2 separate regions of the Mus musculus genome follow, and region 1 is linked to region 2. Evidence: chromatin loops called from intact Hi-C (ENCODE). Cell type or tissue: heart. All regions are shown on one strand. Region 1 overlaps Gfra2 (glial cell line derived neurotrophic factor family receptor alpha 2). Region 2 holds the start of Gfra2 (glial cell line derived neurotrophic factor family receptor alpha 2).

Evidence for each region. Peaks named below come from ENCODE experiments on the same cell type or tissue, not always from the same donor. Only the 100,000 strongest peaks of a DNase experiment are listed, where the experiment ranks them.
Region 1: a loop joins it to region 2, with 2.2 times the contacts of the local background. A loop is called at or near these places in 4 of 42 quality-filtered maps.

The regions. Positions count from the first base shown.
Region 1 is chr14:70,961,904-70,969,903 of GRCm38, reverse strand. Gfra2 (glial cell line derived neurotrophic factor family receptor alpha 2) reads right to left here. Exons shown (of 9, transcript NM_008115.3): 5 at 3,588-3,697; 6 at 2,767-2,907; 7 at 1,488-1,660. Among named protein-coding and RNA genes, the nearest start is that of Gm34588, 24 kb to the right of the region's middle. In heart, a CTCF peak has its summit at 3,648; DNase peaks (open chromatin) are centred at 3,713 and 6,623; H3K27ac peaks cover 611 bases.
Region 2 is chr14:70,889,602-70,897,601 of GRCm38, reverse strand. It overlaps Gfra2 (glial cell line derived neurotrophic factor family receptor alpha 2), which reads right to left and starts at 7,495. Exons shown (of 9, transcript NM_008115.3): 1 at 6,708-7,495; 2 at 1,516-1,830. The coding sequence starts at 6,747. In heart, a CTCF peak has its summit at 3,275 (motif pointing left); DNase peaks (open chromatin) are centred at 3,291, 3,617, 7,661 and 7,911; H3K4me3 peaks cover 2,496 bases; H3K27ac peaks cover 738 bases; H3K27me3 peaks cover 5,015 bases.

The DNA.
Region 1 (8,000 bases), 72 kb before region 2:
GAAAGCCCAGGTTTTAGGTGGAAAAAAAAATAAGTAAGGATGCTTTGCAACCTAATACACCCCCCCCCAAAAAAAACAATGAATGGGGGTCCATAAGATGGAAGAGTCAATACAGGTGTAAGCCTAGCAACCTGAGTTAGAGCACCAAAAATCCACACAGTGGTGGAAGAAGAGCATTTACTCTACAAAGTTGTCCTCTGACCTTTACATATGTGCTATGGCATGTGCACCTGTGTATATACATCATACACAAACAGGTTACAGATAACAATAATTGATTGATTGATTGATCGATATGTAAAGAATTAATTTTTTTCTAAAAAGAAATAATGAGATATGGAGTTTTTAGGCACTGAAGAGTCTTGGGTGAGGGCTCATGCCGCAGCACTAAACTTCTCCTACTTAGGGTCACCCTCTTTAGCAGATAGGCTATTACCGTGAAGGATGTCACTGCTTGGCCATCAAAGCCATAAAGACTGTCTGTCTTAGTTAAGAATTCCTATAGCTGTGATGAAACAGCATAACCAAAAAGCAAGTTGAGGAGCAGAGTTGATTTGGCTTAAACGTCCACATTGTAGTCCATCAAGCCAGGACAGGAACAGGAACTCAAGCAGGCCAGGAACGTGGAAGCAGGAACTGATGCAGAAGCCATGAAAGAGTACTGCTTTTTGGCTTGCTCCTTGTGACTTACTCAGCCCGCTTTTATAAAGAACCCAGAACCACCAGCCCAGGGGTGGTACCACCCACAATGGGCTAAGCCATCCTCCATTAATCACTAATTAAGAAAATGCTCCACAACCTGATCTTATGTAAGCATTTTCTCAAAAGAGGTTTCTTCTTCTTAGATGACTATAGTTTGGGTCAAGTTGACATAAATCTAGCCAGTACACAAGACAACACAAACTGTATTAACCTCACTCACCAATGTTTCCCTATAAGCTCATATAAGACCTAGTATGTTATGGGTCTATGAGCTACATTGCATGGATGGATGGAAGAATGGATGGACAGAGGAACACTGTAAGTCTTAGAGTCAGATGAAGGTTTGAAAATTCAGGTCACCAACAGTCAGCACAGGTATATTCACCTAAGACCTCTGGATCATTTTCCTGAATATTGAATAGGAATGTTGTCACCTCATTGTGAATTCAATGAGATGAGAATTATCAGCGTACTAGTTGATAGTTACCAGACAGGAGCTTTATGGTAACTATTACATTTCTCTTATGCCCCAGTATATCTGATAAAATACTGTTAGGTAACAGGTGTTTTCATATTATCGAAGAATATGCCTAAATTAACAAAGAGGTGAGAAAAGTTCATTCCTAACTCCCTACCCCTTGGGCTCCTAAACTCAAGGAACCTTCAATGCTCCTTTGGTGGCCCCGGTTGAATGGTTTCCCATAACATGTCTGACACCATGATGTTTTCTGGATCTTAAGCCACCCCAAGCTCCAGCTCCCAAGCTTCAGAGGCACACCCCTCACCTGGATAGATGTGCAGGTGGTGATGACACTGGTCCCCAGGCTGGTGCTATCACTGAGGTCATCTGGCAGTGAAGGAGTTTTCTCTACCCGAGGGGCCTGGGTAGCTGAAAATGTGGGGCCTTTGGGAGACATGTTCACATCTGTGCCATTGCCAAAGGCTTGAATGGCATTCCCTGGAGAGAGGACAGATAGAAACAGCAAAATCAGAACCCACTTCCATCATGCCTGGTTGAACTTATTCCGAACCACTGCCCTCCCAAAAGGGCCCAGAAACTGAAGGCAAAATGGTAGGATATTAGAATTTGACTTTGCTAAGGCTCCCGTCAGACTTAAAATGATCTCCCAGTTGGTGAGAAAAATAGAAGAGGAGAGCTAGACCAGGCTCTCTGCTCTGCAGTCTCCTCAGTCTAAGTTCTTCTAAGGACACCTGGGACCCTGTCACAGTAGAACATCTGCTGTTCCTTGCCATTTCAGCTGACCCAACTATCCTCAAGAGATACAGCCTCTGAGAAGCCTTGAGCCCTCCCTTGTCCAGGAGGACATGGGTGTCTGAACTCTGACACCACAGAGAACTACATCCTACAACTTCCATCTGTGCTGGGGTCACACGTGACTCCGCAGTTTACCTCCATCTAGCTACACGTCCTTTAATGACAAGCACTGGGATCTATCTCGGAATTCCTGAATAGACAGGAAAGGGAAAAAAGACAGATGAACAGAAGGAAGAAAGGAGAGAAGTGAAGGGGGAGGGGGAGATGTACAGATGGAATTATCAGCAAGGGATATCAGACTGTAAAGACCAAAGGCAGGCTGCATTTGACTGGGACCTCTTCTCCATGCAACCTTTTGATCAGTAGTTAAAAGACCTTTTTTTTTTAAGTCCTCAGTTCCAATAGGTAAGAGCCAGTACATGGAGAGGGTGCCTGTGGTCCTCAGGAGAAGACCCAGTCTCCAAGAGAAACTGGATGCTGCTGTCAGAGCAGCAAACTAAAGTCCTTTTGCATTGACCTTCCATGGGCTTAGGGACTCTGATGGTAGACTTGTCATGGGCAGCCCACTGACAGTTCTAGTATGAAATCTCTAAGAACTCAAACCTTCAGGTCTGTGGAGAAAGCCCTATATGATGCAGAAGCCACATAGGTATCACTGGCCATCCTAACAAAATAAGAGGAAAACAACCAGGGCAGACCACTCTAGGTTTCCTCCCAGGAAGCAGAAATGTTTCCTGGGTAGGGAACAGAAGGGACATAGAGGTATGGGAAAGTTTTCTCAGACTTACGGAGGCATGGGTTTTCTGTGAAGTCCTTGAGGAACTTCTCACACTCTTCTTCCATGTTCCCACTGCCACGACAATTGCACCAGGGAGACACCACGATGCCCGTGGGGTTGGAGTCCACATAGTTCGGTGTCATATCAAACCCTGGGAATGATGATGCATAGGCACAATAGGACAGTTTTTCACCTGCCCCCCCCCCGAAAACTTGTGCTTGTGACACCCTAACTTACAATCCTAACTCTGAGCACATTTACCTCTGGTGACTATGAGGTCACCAGGAACAGAAAGGACAAAGGCCCAGAGAACCACCAGACTCTGTGTCATCAGAAGGGCAGGAAAGACCCCATTAGCTCCCACCCTATCTTCAGTCTTCCTTGCTTTCTACCTTGAAAACATGCAGAGTGATTCTTCTAGAGTCAAGGAGTCAAAGGCTCCTGTTCTGGGTTGGATCTCAGTGCTAGCATTTGCCAACTAAATGAACCTGGTCAAGGAACTCAATTATCTCTTAAGCATCAGTTGCCTTGCCTGGAAAATAGAAACATCAACCACTCTTTAGTGGAAGCTCTACACTTACTCATTAGCAATCCCTAGAAGGCTGTAGCTTAATTTCCAAAGCCTTGTAACAAAGGCACGGGGTCCCTCCTGATAAGGAGGTAGCCTCCCTTCCCCCTAGATGCTCTGTCTGAATCTGCCACAGGCAAGGTTATGCTGTCAATCTCCCAACAGCCTTGGGCTGGACTGCAGCAACCCCCACCCCAGTGAGACCAGGGGTGGGGCTGAGGGAAGAAACTACTTAAAGTACAGAAAATGTAAGCAGGGCTTACCAATCATGCCAGCATAGGAGCCCAGACATGCCTGGTAGTTGTCCGCAGGGCAGCTGGTGATTGTCCGGTAGGAGGCTCGACAGTTGGCGTGGAAGTCTGCCAGGCGGGACCTGGTGTTGGGAAAAGACCCAAGGAGGAAACAGTTTAGTCTGGCAGCCTGCTCCAGCCTCCTCCACACTGCCTGGGGCTCCACACTGCAGATCCTAGAACCTGAGGAAGCCAGGAAAGGGGGGAGTAGAAAGTGAAGGGAGGCCTATGGAGCTGGGCATAGTGCAATTTAAAAGCCCAAGCCGTGCACCTGTCATACCTGCACTTAGAGGTCTAAAGCGGGAGGGTTTGAGGCCAAACTGGGCCACATAGTGAGTTCCAGGCCAGCCTGGAACATAGTGTGAGACCTGTCTCAAAAAAGAGCAAAACTAAAGAACCATTCTCTAAATGGTCCTTGTTAGCAGAAAAACAGAGGGGGCAGGGCTGTGCTGGTAGACAGTATCCAGACCTGGGACAGGGTACAAGTTTCTACTTCCTGACAACTAAAACCTTGAAGAATGTTGTCCATATCCTGGAACACATTGCTCTTCCCAACCCAAAGTGGACCTAATGATCCCCACCCTACTAGCCTGTAGCTCGAAGAAGCCAGAACTCAGAGAGAGGGAAGGCAGGGTCTCCTTAGGGTGAGGCATCTCCTCATTGTCACCTGGACTCTTCTGCATCGTCCCAGAGCAGGCCAATAGGTAGCCCCTCTCCCTACCTCCCCAGCTCACCAGACATAGCCCACCTTTTAAATGTTTCTCTTCATGACCTAGCATGCCATCACCCATTGTCATCAGTACCTGTGACATGGCTTTGTAACCACCTGTGCTGTACAGCTCAGTCACACTCAGCCAGGAGCAGGTCCAGGCCTGTTCTCATTACCCCGCCACAGAGTTGAATGTGGCACAAAGTCACACCCTTGGCTAGCTCCCTTCTTTTTCCCTCTTCTCCTAGTACTCTGGCCACAGAAGTTTCCATCAGCCTGGATTACGGAAGCTTCCCCCTTATCCTGTCTAAGGCAACCATCACCCCCTAGAGGGGAGTGTCCTGCCCATGTGACCCCATTCATCAGCCCCTCTCAGTCTCTGACAGCACAAAGCAAGCATGGTCCCACTGACACTTCAACCTCAGACTTATGACTTCAACTATAAGAGAGTCTGTTTCTGCCATAAGCTACCTGGTCTCTGATACTCAGGTACATCCTTGGGGGACACTATGGGGTTTTCAAATACTCCATTTTGGCCAAATCTCCCCCCAGACAGAAGCAACAGGAGAACATAAAGGCAGAATGGAGGTCCTGTAGAATCCTATATCGTGAGCAACCACTGTTTACCATCTTCTCTATGAAGCTGTTTAAACATCTTCTCTACGGGTTATTTAAACACACCCTCTAACTGAAATGCAAGAGTCCATTTCAATTCCATGTGGGCATGTATGGACTCTATCTCCTACTTCCTGCATCCCCAAAGCCACCGAAACCTTCAACACAGAGGTTCTTTTTCCATGATCATGTTGGATTTGTCCTTTTTCTCAGTGCAACCACACAGAAAGCCTAGACCAGGCAACTCAACAGCACAGAGACTTGCTGACATTGCTTTGTTTGATCTTCCCAATAAGAACATCCACTGCTAATATTATTATTTACGTATTTCTTCATCCACATCCTCTAAGGCCCTGTTAATAGTCATGGATGGTAGCTATCCCTCATCTTTGCTCCAACTAGGAGCAGATCCCCTGGCCTGTGTCTGACAGAGTGACGATGGGAATGGTAAGCACATCAATATGGAATCAGAAGGGAACCCCATGACATGTTCAAGGCTCTCCACCCCTCTGATTACGGCACAGGGCTTTGGTGAAATGCTACTATCCTCTCAGTTCCTTACAAATAACATCATCTGCCCAGAACTGAGCTGAGGGTTCCAGCTAGACCTGTAGCTGTTGGAAGCCTCTTGAACTGCTCCCATTGACACCAGCATCCAGAACGGCCTTGTCCTCTCTCAAAAGTTTGACTCCAAGATCACACGACACTAGGAACACCGCATATATTTGTCTGGCTTCGAAGTGCCAGGAACCTCTCAAAACCACCAACTCAAAGGCTGGAGAAGTGGAAATATACATGGGAGGAAATGAAAAATGTCACTTGAGAGATATCTAGGACATTTCACCAGCAAAGGAGAGATCAGCCTGGCTCTATAGGAGAAGTGGGGGTGACGGTGCAAGCCAGAGAACAGAAGGTGAAAGAGTACAGACCCCTCCAAGGATTGTAGCCAGAGGGGTTCCTGAGCTGGCAAGAAGGATACTGGTCCAGCTGCTGGGAGAGCCATCTGTCACATGATGGTGCGCAAGCTCTTGTTCTATTGTGTGACCTGAGGCTCACTGGCTATGTCTCTGGTACTCAGTGTCCCCACTTAAGTAGAAAGCTACGCTTGCCCAGAGCTTCAATAAAGCGGTGAGAGATACTGTACAAAGCAGCTCCCAATGTAGATAGGAATCATCATCTTTACCGCTTTCTCCCTCAGCGCTCTGCCTGGCAATCGCAAACAGGAAATGACTATTCATGACCCACAGAGAACAGAAACACACCACTTTATCCTGTGTGGGCAATGTGAGCATGTCATGAGAAGGGAGGGCTCCAAAGGCCTGCTTGGTGGATCCCAGGAAGACCCTGCCCTCCTGAATCCACTGATCCTTCCCATGCCACGATGAACGCAGGGAAAAAAGCAGGGGCTCTGGAAACTTAGGAACCGTGCGCAGAGCCCCCGCAGCCAGGCCCCCAGGGTAATGTAAAGTGAAAACACCATCTCAGTATCATCTCAGTGTGGCTCCAGCCTACTGCCCTCAAAGAAGTCTGGTGGTTAGTGTCAGGAACCCCAGACGTGATACTGTTCAAAAGTAAAGGATGTGGATTTGGTTGGTGAGGGGACGGGAAGGGAGGGAAGCAGCTAGGCCTTCTGCTGTCATCTTAGCCACTCTCAGCATCAAGGCAGCTTGGCAAGCAAAGGGGACAAATGGGGCCATTTAGAAGGTTGCCAAGTCCAAGTCTCCAGGAGGCCTTTGATTGCTCAAGTTTCTCTCTGCCTCTCAATCTGTGATAAACCCACAGCAGCGAGCTTCCTCTGCCAGAACAAGAGACCAAGTGGAGTCAATTTCCTTCAGGCCCTTTACATACTCCAACTCCAGCACAAGGAGAATCAACCACACGAGCACTCCAGCCCAAACCATTATATGTGGGGTGCCAATTGGTGATCGCCACCTCCTCTAGGCAAAATGCCACTCATCCCCCAGACCCTGAGATATCACTGGTCTCTTGGATTCTGTTTCTGCTGCCAAGAGCTGATCTTTCCCGGATCAGTCCCCCACTTCAGATTTAAGGTCCCCCCTCCTGCCCTCCAGAAAAGAGGTGGGGTAAAGAAATCACTGAGAGGAAAAAACAGGCAGATAAGCAGAGAGAAAAGAGCAGAGAGCCATCAAGAGAGTGGAAATGCACACAAACTAAATTCCTCTCAGCTGAGCTCAGGGGAGCAGGTGGATTGCCCCAAAATCACGAGCCCTCTCTGGGCCTGGTTCATCAACAGCTGTGGCCTATTCAATCACAGGGAAGCAGCAGGAGAGAGACACTTGACCCTAATTTGATGAAAAGGTGGTCATATTAGATGCAGCATGTTCATCTCATTTGAATTTCAGATAAATTTTGTTATTATTACTATTACTATGATTATTATTATTATTATTTTACATCTCAGACATATTTATACTAGAAAAAAGTTTTTTGAATCTGGAATTCAAATTTTACTTGGCATCCTACCTCTTTTTTTTCTATTTGATATTTTTATTGGATATTTTCTTTATTTACATTTCAATTGTTATCCCTTTTCCCAGTTCTGCCCCCTCCCCTCTGAAACCTCCTATCCTATCCTCCCTCCCCCTGCTTCTATGAGGGTATTCCTCCACCCACCTACCCACTCTTACCTCCCTGCCCTCAATTGCCCTACCCTGGGGCATGCTATCTCTTTAATCTGCTGCCACAGGTGCCCTGATCAAAGGAGAAAGAACAGAGCTGGTAAGCAGAAAGCAAGCCACATAACACCCTTCTCAAAGTGTAGTAAACAGACTACCAGCACTGTCATTGGCCAGAAATTGCTAGGCATGCAAATTCTCTAGGCTCCGCCCCAAACATACACTGCCTAAAATTGCTGCATCAAAGCTGGTAATCTCACTACCAAGCCTTCAGATGCTGGAATGGCAGGCTCTGAGTCTCAAGTGTGGCAATCTGCACAAGCTGCTGAGTTGGGCTTGTGGGTGCCCTTCAGATCCTGCCTTCTGGCTTCAGCTTTAAATACTCCTGCTTTATGCCCCAGACTTGGAAGAAAAAAAGCCCTAGGA
Region 2 (8,000 bases):
TAGGAGGCTTACCCAAGTGGCAGCAGTGGTCCAGGAGACACTTCCATGGCCCACTGCTCTGTGACTGTACCCACTGTCTTAGCTCCAGGTTCCACACATGGGCTGACGTACACCCCAGAATCTCTCTAGAACCATATCCTCCTCTGAGCTCTGTGCCTGCATGTCTGCAGGGCTTGACCAAGGGCAGGTAGGGAGCCCCAGAGAAACATCAAGCCCCCTGCCGCCTTCTACTTTGCAGGCACTGGAAGTCTCTCCCTTCCTGTCTCATTGGCAGTAGCTGCCAAAGACCTGTTGATTCTACCCTGTTAAGAAGCACTCAGATCCATCTTCCCCTTGGTTGCCCTGTCCTGTACCTGCCACCATTACTCCTGCCTGGGGTCACAATCCCCACAACTGACTGATGCCCCCAGAACTACATGGATAATCTTCTGAAGCATCAGTCTGATCAGATCCCTTGAACTCTGAATTAAAACCATCCAGGTTTCCTATTGCCCACCAGATCTCTTTCCTCCCAGCCTCCCATCCTTCCAATCCATGCTCTAGATTGTCCAGTTTCCTACAGTTCTTCATGAAGATTCAACTCTCAGGCCTGACCCTGATGTGTCTCACTCTCCATCTGCCCACTCTTAGTGTGTCCCTCCCCTGGGTAGTGTGATTTCATCCCAGCCTAGAGACAGCATCTCCCCACCTCCCCTCCAACCCCGAAAGGCTCTTTAGACTTTTTAACAAGGACTTGGATGTTCCTCTGAGGTGTCCCTACTATGCCTTTCCATCATAACATGTATGCCTTCAAATGGCAAGTGCCACCTTACTTACTGAACCCCTACCCCAGGCTTTAAGTTCCATAAAGGCAACGGCTACACCAGATCCTAGACTATTCCAGGAACGCACAGCATCAGTGCACTCTCAACGCATATTTGCTGAATTAGTAAATGAGCATCTTGCCAAGCTGACCAATCATCCTGAAGTCTCTGCAATCTCAAGCCCCTGTCTGGACTGAGGAGTGCTGAAGAGGTATCATTGAGGAGGGGGGGAGCTCTCAGGTTCTGCCTTGGGCAGGCTTCAAGAGAGCTTGCCTAGAGTCATAGAACCTGTTGCTCATGTCCAGTCTTGAGCTCCTTAAGCGCTATATAAAGTGCCTAGGCCAGCCATTGTGTCAGCCAGAGACCACATGAAGGAAGAAAGACTTGACTCTGGGCTCTGCTCCAGGGAACAGGGCATTAGAGTGGCAGGGGCTGATACCTCCTGTTCTCCCTTAAATGTCTGCCTGGTGTCTCTTTCCTCTCGTGGGCACAGTTTCGCTGCCCTTGCTTGCAGCCCGTCATCCAGTTCATCCTCTACCCTGTCATCTCCCTTTCTCTATCACCATTGACCTCCTAGGAGGGGGTAGCTAAATTCCCCAGATTCAAATCAGGTCACCCTTTTACCAAGTTCTTCCTTCCTTCTGGATCCCTGGCCAGATCCATCCACCCCCTTCCCCATCGCCGCCCTCCCGTGGAGCCCACCCGAGCTTACCCTCCGTCAGCCCCAGATGGATGCTCCAATAGATCTGCAGACACTGCAGCTCCTTCTTCATGCCCCGCTTGCAGCGGCAGTCATACAATGGGCTTTCCTGCAAGACCTCCAGGGCCGCCTGGCACTCCTTATTGGCCAGCATGGTATTGCGATCCCGGCCTGCCAGGCACTGCCGAAGGGTGCGGTACCTGGAGCTGCAGTTGGATTCAGCCGCACACAGCTCATTGGCCCGGACACAGTCCACTTGGGGGCGCCAGCCGTGGAGCTCAGAGCCCTGCGGAGAGGAAGGGCTGGCCAAAGAGCGGAGGGTTTCGTCTGGGTAGTGGGGAGGGAAGACAAGCGTGAATGAGGGTCATCATAGTCTCTGACCCCAATGTAGGCCTAAGGTTTGAAGGAACTTCTTACCCTCTCCATACCAAAGTACACCAAGACCAAGGTCAACGTAGACCCAACCTAGTCAGCCATGCTCCCCTACAACCATGGTTCACATTCATTTTCTCCTGAGCGCAATCCTAGGTGGTGGAACACAGCATGCTAAATCCAGGAAGGCCTTCACTGAAACTGCCAGTAGGCTAAGATGCCAATAGTCCAGACAGAATGACATGGCCTCAACATGGAGTGGCAAGGGTTATGCAAAGGGATCTTGTCTCGACTCCCAGTGGACAAACCTCCGCTCCATCCAAGGCTCCAAAAGTCAGTTAACCCTCAGAGCCTGTCTGAAACTTAGGAAGAACTCAATCAACATCAAATTCCAGGGAAGCTCGGGTCCAACTCAAGGTCACACACAGAGAAGCAGCAAGCCCCCTCCAGCCCCTCAGTCTCGTCATTTCTGTTATCATTAGGCCTTTAGAAGACAACCAGAGACAAGCCTAACTCAATCCAGGAGGCCCAGCAGAGAGAAGCAAAGACCCCTTTCGGGCCTTGCCTTTCTGTATCTGCCAACTTCACACCAGACAGAGGCCTGGCAAAGTGTCTGCACGGGCCAAGTTCTTCCCCAGCTCCCTGCAAGAGAGACCTCATTAACCAGAGCACAGGGGCAAACCCACTCCCCGTGCTGCTTCCCCATCATGACCTCTCCCATCTCTATCTCCCATCATCTCCTGTTTCCTGTCTCCCAAGGGTTCTGTTCTCAACCGACCTCACCACCTTTTCCTTTTAAATGTGCTCTCTCTCTCTCTCTCTCTCTCTCTCTCTCTCTCTTTCCTTTCCTTCATACACTATTCTGAAATCCTGTCTTTTTTATATATCCTTCCTAAAGCAAATTAATAAATCAACTCTAGAAAGAAAAGACTTCTCCTCCTTTGGGCCCTGCCTTCCAGCCTGAGTATGGCTTCAGCCCACTCCCTCTTATCTGCCTCCCACAGTGTCCCCAGAAGGGAGGGGCCTGAGGACTGGACATGAAGGGCAGAGAGAAGCTGGCCGGACCCTTTCAAAGCCAAGCTTCCAAAATGGTTTCCTCCAGACACAGGCGGCATCTTCCTGTCTCCCTGTCCTTCCTAAAGCCCTAACTCCAGACCCTGCCCCCTCAAAAAGCCACATCTCTCTGCCAGAGCAAAGACTGCCTTCTGCAGGACCCAAAGAATAATTTGAGAGGCTTTCTCCACTCCCTCCCACCCAAAAGAGAATAAAACTCTAGGTCAGTCATCCCTTCCTCAGAATACTGCAGAATCCCCCTACTCCATCCTCATTCAGAGCTGCCACGCTCAGGCCTTCTCCCTAGGAGGCCCTGCTCATGGGGGAGCTACTGCAGGGAGACAGCGACACCTACAGGTAGAGCTGCACACAGCAAGCCTGTCACTCCCCAGAGCTGGGAGGGGCGGGGGGGGGGGGTGAGGGGGATCATTCCCAGTTGGAAACAGCAAAGGAGATGAAAGGGAGTTGGCCTCCCGATGGAGGAGGCTCCAATTACAGCAAAGGAAAATTTCTTCTCTTGCTGACCAAAACCCTGGCCCAGAACAGAAAGAGCGGAAGGATGTAACCACACTGAAACAAGACAAGTCGTAGAAACCCCCATACAAAGTGGAAGTTGCTGAAAGCAAGGTCTGCCCAGGCACTAGCCTGAGATGTGTCCTCCACTACAGCTGAGGTAGCAGCTTTCTTTCAAGGCTTCAGCAGATTCCTGCATCCCTTTACAGGACTCTAGTGCCTCTGGGCCACCCAGGAACAGCTGAACTACCACGCCCCCAACTCGCACCTGTCAGCTGCTCTCAGGCAGCCAGCCAGCTCTGCATTCTCTCTGACTTTGTCCCGGGGTTCCATAGGACTTCACCTTCCACCTGATTGAGCTAAAGGTTTAACTGCCCAAGCGGAACACAGAATGGGACATGCTGGCACTCTGGCTGGGTCTTCTATGGGCTCAGAACTTACACGAGTTTAAAGTCAGTCTTGGCCTGCCCTGCAGCTGAAGCCAAAATCTCCCTTGATATCCTTAACACAAGCCTTTACTGGCTCCCACACCAGTCTCAAAGGGCTTCCTCATCCTGTCAACTGATGTTCATGAAGGGCAAGAATAGTTTCTGCAGAGGACCAGGACATCCTTTTGATCATTGTCCCTATCTCTGGGACTCGGCTTCAGAACTCCCAGAATCAACCAAGCCCAAGCAGAGAAGGGAAACACAGTAACCGGGAGAGGCTAGCCAAGAATCAGAAGAAAAGGCTACCTTCGTGGCCTGGAGGAAGAAAACCTGGAATTATCAAGAATAGACAGTGTGGACCAGTTCCAGGGAGTGCCAGGGAGGGGAAGGCAGAGGTCCACATTGCCCTCCTGTGTCTACAGTCCCCTCAACAGCCAGAATGTGCTAGAATACCACGGGGGGCCTGGTGCTCTGCCCACTCTGTTTCCTCTCTCCATGGCATCCTATGCCAACCTTGGAAATCTGGATGGTTGGGTTTAAAAGCCCTTTCTCTATAAGGTAAGTCCTCTGACATTAGGTCTCACTCAGAACCTTTGAGAAAGGCATCTGAAGGGGGCGGGACATGGCCCCAGCCAAACTGCTGATTTGAGACTGAAATCCCAAACTGCTAAGGAACCGCCACACTAAACAGACTTTCCAAGTGGTTCCCAACTATATAGTCATCTAGCCAGGAAAAGGCTTTTGGATTTAAGTTTCCTTCACACCATTCATCCCAGCCTGTCAGAGCTTTTCAGACTCCCCTGGCCTGCCATTCCCTTGAACCCTTTGCCCTGATTTGGAGAGGGACTTTTTGAGGGATAGGGGACTGAAGGGGCATAACTCAAGGAGGCATCAGGCAACCCCCTCCTCCTCCACTTTCCATTTCAGCCCTTGGGGAGCAGGCAGTGGCGGACATCTCTGCTCTCGGCTCATAATCTCTACACACATACGTGCAAATACGTGTACACACCCATTATGGGCAGGACGCCCATTGCCACATCTGAGGAGAACTGACTCCTCAGCTAGGATCACCCAATGTGCAACATGGGGTCTGATACTGGAGGGTATTGTGCTCATATACCACTGCCCCTCAGAGGGGGGCCCCTATACTTGGAAGCATGCATCCTTTATGAGGGAGGGGTGTAACTCAACAGCAGGCAATCTGGCCACTTTTTACCTGAAATGCAATGCTTTCTTCTTCGCTCTGATCATTCTAAGACCCTAGAAAGCTACGTTTTCAGACCATTAATGAAGATAAGGTCAAATTTTGTGACAGTTCATTCAGAATGAGAGTTCACTTCCCCCAAGGCTGCTGGAAAGGGATGAAAGTGAGCCCAGAGCATCTTCTACCCTCCTACCCTGTCCCTCCCACCCACAGGGTTACTGACATGTGGAGAAAGCAAGTATGGTGAAGGCCACACCCCAGGGCAGGGCTATGTCCCCTGGGAATGCATAGCTGGGAGGTAGAAAGTCTGTGAGCAAGCAAAGATACAGCCAATATCTATTCACCCTGACTACAAATCCCCTACAATCTGGAGGGCACTTCTTAGACCATGCATATCTTCCATAAGCAAAGGCTACCTCCCTGTCTGGGCTATCCAGAGCCCTTTTCTGCTGAAGGTAAAGGTGATTTCTTGATCCCTGCTTGGTAGCCAGTTCATTCTGGTCTACCAACAAGCAGAACAGCACCTGGACTAAAAGCAGATGTCACACACACACACACACACACACACACACACACAAACACACACATTTTCCAGAATTCCCTACCAGTAACCTTGCCTGGGAACCCTGGGTCCACACATAGCCTTTAGCTTTGAAAGCATCTTTTCTTTACCTGTAAACTATTCCTAGACCTTGCTTCCCAAGCAGCTGAGATTTTACAAAGTATAAGGGGAGGTGGGGAGGCGCCTGCTGGAGCTCAGAACCACTGGGCAGCCGCTCCTCCCTGTCACAGAGGGAGGGGGCTTATGGGGTGAGCAGTAAGTGGTCTTTGTTAAGATCTGTTTTCTCCCTTTTCCTGCATTCCCCCGCACCATCTTCTTTCCAAGGAGCAAACTTTGGCCTCCTCTTTCCCGTGTCACATGCCCTAGGCCCCTGGGTTGTTGCTCTTGAAGGCCTTGAACACCCATTTGCAAGCCTGAGCTCCACCTACCCATCTGGCTTGGAAAGGGAGGCCGTGGGTAGGGAGAAACTTGCAAAGTGCTACAGAGAGTGGAGAGATAGGGTGCGTTCCTGAGACTGATTGGCAAGTAGGAGGTGACTACAAGGACTCCCCGCAAACGTCCAAACCAAGACCTCCTGCCGAAACCCACTGACTCTGAGAGCCTTCCAGAAAGGAGGGGCAGGCTTGATAGCGTCCCGCCAGCCTCTCCCCATCCTTCCTTTCATTCACACCAACAGTTGCATTTTTTTCCTTCCTAAGTTGTTGCAAATTGAACCCATTATTTTGAGGGAAATGAGCGCTATCACGGCCTGCAAGTAAGAGTGTGTGTCGGGGTGTGTGCGCGCGCGCGGCACGGGAGTGCGTGCGGAGATGGTTTGAATGTTGGAAGTCTCCTTCTCGGTCCTCCGCGCAACCAGCTAGCCGCTGCACAGCTCCCTCCTCTAGAGCCTCCCAGGCAGTTCGGCTCCCCGGAGCCCCAGGCCCGGGCTCCCAGCCTGGCGCGATCTCCCGGTGTCTCCCACGGCGCCCTGCTTGCAGCCCCCAAGCCCACCCCCGCATGCCCAGCTTCCAGTGGGCGACTGAACGCGCGCAGCCCCTTGTGACCCCCAGACTCGCCACCTGCAGGTACTCACCTAAAAAGAAGAAGAGGCAGAAGGCGTTTGCCAAGATCATGTTAAATAAATCCCACAGTTTTGTGTGTATGTGTCTTTCTCCCTTAGGTTTAAAAAATAAAAATAAAATAACAACGGTAATAATAACAGCCAAGCAATGATAACGACCCCCAAATCCAATGCGGAGATCCCGCCAGGCGGCCGCCGGTTGAAGATCCCGAGTCCAGGGATTCTCGCTGCTGGCTGGAGGGGGAGGGGTGGGAGGCGGGCGGTGGGCTGCCTCTCGACGTCCCCCCCTTGCCACTGAAATCAAACACACGTAGCTATGTGTCTGGCTGCCTTCTAAGCCAACAGCCTGGTCCTGAGGTCAGCCCAGCCCTTCGCTCTCGCGGCCGGGAAGGCGCGAGTCCCCGTGGGTCCAATTCCCCTGCACTTCCCAGGAGGGGACTGGAGAGGTGGGGGCGAGGCGATCTGAAAGTGAAGGACTGGAAGAAAGCAGCGAGGGAGGGGGGTCAGAATAAATGCAAATAGGAAAGAAATCCACCGACGGATGGGAGCAATCCAGTAGAGCTTCTAGGACGGGAGACCAGAGTCGCTTCTTTGGCACCAAGACGAAGAAAAAGATTCAAAATAAAAAAAAAAAAATCTTCTCCCGCTATCCCTTGCTTCGGCTCACTTTTTCTAATGGAATTCCAGTGCCGGTGTGCCTGTGCTTGCGTGTGTCTTTCCTCCCTTCCTCTCTCCCTCTCCTCTCCTCTCCTCTCCTCTCCCTCGCTCTCGCTCTTTGCTCTCGATCTCCGCTCTCCCTCACTCTCCCTCTCTCTCTCTCTTCCCCTCCCTACTCCCTCTCTCCCTGCTCCTCCCTCCGCCCGCCTGCTCCCTCCCTCCCCCTTCGCGGCTTCCTCGCCTAGGCTCTCGCGCCTCGCCCCTCTCCTCTGCTCGGGGCTCAGCGCCCCGGCTCCCTGGCGGCTGGCGGCGCAGCGCGCGGGAGCGCGGCGGAGCAGCTACACTCTGCAGCAGCAGTGGTAGCGACTCGGCGGTGATGGAAGCTACACCGGAGTGGCGCTGGCGCCCAGGAACACTGGCCTAGGGGTGAGCTCCACCGCTGGCTCCCTCGGCTCAACTGCCCGCCCTTGGGACCAGCCTGCTGCCTTGGCCGGAAAACCGACTAGATCCCCCGGCCAGTGTCCACGCTCAAACCAACGAAGCCTCCCGCCCCCTCCTCTCCATGCAATGTCTCATCCTGGCTAGGTGAAGGCTTGCGTTCTCCAAGTGCTCCTGCCCCTGCACTGGACCCCCAGAGCCATGAGGTTT